2 separate regions of the Homo sapiens genome follow, and region 2 is linked to region 1. A link is an interaction called in ENCODE POLR2A ChIA-PET data of the cell type or tissue named here. Cell type or tissue: Panc1. All regions are shown on one strand. Region 1 overlaps PSAP (prosaposin). Region 2 has its middle 31 kb from the start of DDIT4.

Region 1 (2,500 bases):
GATCCTCCCACCTTAGCCTCCTAAGTAGCTGGGAGTACAAATGCACACCACCACACCTGGCTAATTTTTGTATTTTTTGTTTTGCCATGTTGCTCAGACTGGTCTCAAACTCCTGGGTTCAAGCGATCTGCCTGCCTCGGCTTCCCAAAGTGCTGGGATTACAGGTGTGAGCCACTGTGCCTGGCCAACCTTTTTATTTATACTAAACCCCCTTTTTATACCATACTGTTACTATAATGAACACTTAATCGATTTTAAGCCTATCAGTAATTTGAGAGCCTGTAAAGCATCTTAGGAACTGGTCAGCAAGTGCCCCCTAATGCTGCAGCCCTGAGTATATAAGGACGTTTTCCTAGGAATTTGAGTCCTCTTAAGTTGCAAACCTAACTGCCTCTTCTGTAGGATAATGGGGACGTTTGCCAGGACTGCATTCAGATGGTGACTGACATCCAGACTGCTGTACGGACCAACTCCACCTTTGTCCAGGCCTTGGTGGAACATGTCAAGGAGGAGTGTGACCGCCTGGGCCCTGGCATGGCCGACATAGTGAGCCTTGTGTCCTTGTGCATTGGGGATGTTCTGGGCCTGGGAGTTGGGCTGTGGAGGCTGGAGTAGGGCGTTCAGACAACATCCTTCTCTTTTTTCCCAGAAAGCAGCTTGAATAGGTAGTGCAGACTTGAATCTATTTTGGTTAATGGCATCTGGATATGTAACAAAACTGGGAACAAAAAGTAGGAGACTGTTTCTGGGAAGATTTTGTTTCCTGCCAGGCACCCTGTGTATTAGGAACACTGTAGAAATACTTTTTGCCCCCATTTTTTTTTTTTTTTTTTGAGACTGAGTGTTGCTCTGTTGCCCAGGCTGGAGTGCAGTGGCGTGATCTCAGCTCACTGCAACCTCTACCTCATGGGTTCCAGGGATTCTCCTGCCTTAGCCTCCCGAGTAGCTGGGATTACAGGTGTGTGCAATCACGCCCAGCTAATTTTTGTATTTTTAGTAGAGATGGGGTTTCACCGTGTTTGTCAGGCTGGTCTCAAACTCCTGATCTCAAGTGATCTGCCCGCTTCAGCCTCCCAAAGTGCTAGGATTACAGGCGTGAGTCTCTGCGCCCGGCCTTTACCCCATTTTTTTCTTTTCTTTTCTTTTTTTTTTTTCTTTTTTGAGACGGAGTCTCGCTCTGTCGCCCAGGCTGAAATGCAGTGGCGCGATCTCGGCTCACTGCAAGCTCCGCCTCCCGGGTTCACGCCATTCTCCTGCCTCAGCCTCCTGAGTAGCTGGGACTACAAGTGCCCGCCACCATGCCCGGCTAATTATTTTTGTATTTTTTAGTGGAGACGGGGTTTCACTGTGTTAGCCAGGATGGTCTCGATCTCCTGACCTCATGATCCGCCTGCCTCGGCCTCCCAAAGTGCTGGGATTACAGGCGTGAGCCACCGCGCCCGGCCATTTACCCCATTTTTGAAAGCTTGGCTAATGTATGTGACACTGAGAATTCCAGCTGTGCTCCTGCAGCAAGCATGGTCGCTGACCATGGTTCACCTGGAAGCCTCCCTTAGTCCTGTGGGCTCAGAAACTCATTTTCTTGGCCCCTTACTTAGATCGTTTCATTCTGGGACCCTATTCCAAGATTATTAATCACACTCAGGTGGATGTGTAAAACCAAAATGCCATTTTTAGTACCTGACAACTGAAGAAACCTGCTAGACTGGCAGCTGAGAAGCTGGTTGTAATTACTCTGTCCTTTGGGATCTAGCGAGGCTTTTTGGGTGGAGTGGCCGGCTCTAGGAGATGAGGCCTTCTCCATTTTTTTTTTTTTCTTGAGACAGGGTTTAGCTCTGTCACCCAGGCTGGAGTGCGGTGGCACAATCATAGCTCACTGCAGCCTTTACCTCCTGGGCTCAAACAATCCTCTTCTCAGCCTCCCAAGTAGCTGGGATTACAGGAGTGAGCCACCACGCCCAGCTGAGGGTTTCTCTCTGACTTTCCGTTAGGAATGTTAATCAGGTGAACATTCATTCATTTTGAAAGCCTAGGAATCCTGTAGCCTCATTTTAAGTGTCTTTGCATAACACCATTTAAACAGGTTTCCCAGTTGAACCCTCTCTGAGAGGCTGTATCATGTTACCTTTGGTCCTCTCTCTGTAGAAGCTCCCCAAATACAAGGAGCAATTCTGTGGAGTCTACTGGAAGTATCTAGATTGTCTGAAAATAAGCAGTTAAAAATCATTATAACTTGACTCTACTGGATTTAAGCTTTATAATGCCATCTGAGATTGTGTAAATGGCTTTGAAAGGTAAGCTCCAGTTCCTAAGCAGTGTATCTCCTAGCTGCCTTCTCTCCAAATTGCCACTGAATAGTTGCTGTGTGATCCTGGGGCACGTGAGGTTATAAGATAAAGGAGACAGGAGGGTGGAATCTTTAAGGTCCCTTAAGAAACATTTTCAAAACGTCTTTTGCACACATTTCCTATAAATGATAGAGTAACCAAATTGTCATTTT
Region 2 (2,500 bases), 480 kb before region 1:
TGAAGAAATGCAGGTTTCTCAGCCCAGATGGCCGAGCAGCCTCCAGTGATTCTGAGGGTAGGTAGGTCTTGGAACCCCAGCCTTGGAAACTCGGGGGCAGAGCTGCCAGAGGAGAGGGGAAGGGATGCTCTAGCCCCTCCAAACTGCTTCTGACCCCCCTCACCAGCCACCTGCATCTGTGGCTGTGGTCAACCACTCCCTCTCAGGGCCAGGGGCCAAGACAAGCTTTGTCCCAGTGTCTTTAAGTTGGAGCCTCCTTGCTTAATAGATGCTTTGGGGAGGCCAGGTGTGGCGGCTCATGCCTGTAATCCCAGGACTTTGGGAGGCCAAGGCAGGTGGATCACCTGAGGTCGGGAGTTCAAGACCAGCCTGACCAAACATGGAGAAACCCCGTCTCTACTAAAAATACAAAATTAGCCAGGCGTGGTGGCACATGCCTGTAATCCCAGCTACTTGGGAGGCTGACGCAGGAGAATTGCTTGAATCTGGGAGGTGGAGGTTGTGGTGAGCCAAGATCATGCCATTGCACTCCAGCCTGGGCAACAAGAGGGAAACTCCACCTCAAAAAAAAAAAAAAAAAAAAGATGCTTTGGGGAAATGGCAAGAATGGCCACCTTGATGGCAGGGTACACCAATCTTGGGGGCTGGAGCAGACCTCTGGAGGTCATTCAGTCCGTTCTCTTGCCTCCAGGCAGCACTGGAATCATCCCAGCTGGACAAGTCTTTATCTTGTTTTGAGCACTTCGGAAGCTGGGCTCTCCACGCCCTTCCTCGGACACTCATTCTGATGTCTAAACATTTCTTGCCAGGAAGTTCTTCTTCAGGTCTAATTCAAACTCCTGATGCTATGAGTTGCCACCCTGTGGCTCTTGTGGTTCTGGCAGGAGACAGGAAAGTACTGCGTGCTTCTTGCCTTCATCTAGGTCTGGAGTCATCAGTGCCTTGAATGTTGATTAAAATCTTAACTTGCTGTGTGATCCTAGGCAAGGCACGACTACCCTTTTAGTCTTAGTTTCCTTGTCTGTAAAGTGAGACCAATGATGCTCATAGTGCAGGAACTGAGAGGATCCAATGAAACCATGAATGTGTGGATGAGGCATAAAGCTCGCTGCTAACCTGAGACTATCATTACTATTCATAAATAAGCACCACCTTCTCCCTGAACCATCGTATAAGACAGTTTCCAATGTGGTGCTATGCAAGATAATTTTAGGTGATACAAGAGCAAGTATTTCTAATTAAAATTTAATGTGATGTGACTGGGCGCGGTGGCTCATGCCTGTAATCCCAGCACTTTGGGAGGCCGAGGTGGGCAGATTACTTGAGGTCAGGAGTTTGAAACCAGCCTGCCTAACTTAGTGAAATGCTGTCTCTACTCAAACAAACAAACAAAAAACATTAGCTGGTGGTGGTGACACGTGCCTGCAATCCCAGCTACTGAGGAGGCTGAAGCAGGATAATCACTTGAACATGGGGGTGCGGGTGGGCGGAGGTTGCAGTGAGCCTGGATCGCACCACTGCACTCCAGCCTGGGCGATAGAGTGAGACTCCATCTCCCCTCCCCCACAAAAAAGCAACCTAACATTGTTTTTTGTTTGTTTTTTTTGTTTTTCTTTTTTTTAAGACGGAGTGTCGCTCTGTCGCCCAGGCTGGAGTGCAGTGGTGCGATCTCAGCTCACTGCAAGCTCCGCCTCCCAGGTTCACGCCATTCTCCTGCCTCAGCCTCCCCAGCAGCTGGGACTACAGGCGCATGCCGCCACGCCCGGCTAATTTGTTGTATATTTTTAGTAGAGATGGGGTTTCATGGTGTTAGCCAGGATGGTCTCGATCTCCTGACCTTGTGGTCCGCCTGCCTCAGCCTCCCAAAGTGCTGGGATTACAGGCGTGAGCCACCGCGCCCGGCCTCCTAACATTGTTTTAAAGAAAAAATATTTGCCGGGTGCGGTGGCTCACGCCTGTAATCCCAGCACTTTGGGAGGCCGAGGCGGGTGGATCACGAGTTCAGGAGTTCGAGACCAGTCTGGCCAATATAGTGAAACCCCATCTCTACTAAAAATACAAAAAATTAGCTGGGCATGGTGACAGGCACCTGTAATCCCAGCTACTAGGGAGGCTGAGGCAGGAGAATTGCTTGAACCCAGGAGGCAGAGGTTGCAGTGAACCAATATCACACCATTGCACTCCAGCCTGGGCAACAGTGCAAGACTCCGTCTCAAAAAAAAGAAAAAATATTGAGTGCATAGCCCTCCAGGTAGCTCTGAGGCTGGGACAGGAATCATGAAGGTGGCTTGAGAAACGCAGGCAGAGTGGGGATGGCAAAGCTAAAAAACAGGAGGCTGCTTCCCAAGAGTGGGCAAGAGAGGCTGAGTAAGGAATGGGATGAGAGGCAAGGACCCTAGAGGAAGCAGGAAGACAACAGGGCAGTGTGGAGCAGGACTGTAGAGTGGCTGAGCAGGTGCAGCCCTCTCTGGGTTCTGGAACAGTCTGTTGTGTAGAGCTG

Evidence for each region. Peaks named below come from ENCODE experiments on the same cell type or tissue, not always from the same donor. Only the 100,000 strongest peaks of a DNase experiment are listed, where the experiment ranks them.
Region 2: POLR2A ChIA-PET joins it to region 1 with 5 read pairs; 2 of 35 experiments call an interaction of 5 or more read pairs at or near these places.

Annotation. Positions count from the first base shown.
Region 1 is chr10:71,826,060-71,828,559 of GRCh38, reverse strand. It overlaps PSAP (prosaposin), which reads left to right. Exons shown (of 14, transcript NM_002778.4): 6 at 403-546. Among named protein-coding and RNA genes, the nearest start is that of PSAP, 24 kb to the left of the region's middle. In Panc1, no CTCF peak of the experiment used is centred here; no DNase peak of the experiment used is centred here.
Region 2 is chr10:72,304,045-72,306,544 of GRCh38, reverse strand. No RefSeq gene overlaps it. Among named protein-coding and RNA genes, the nearest start is that of DDIT4, 31 kb to the right of the region's middle. In Panc1, no CTCF peak of the experiment used is centred here; no DNase peak of the experiment used is centred here; H3K27ac peaks cover 1,482 bases.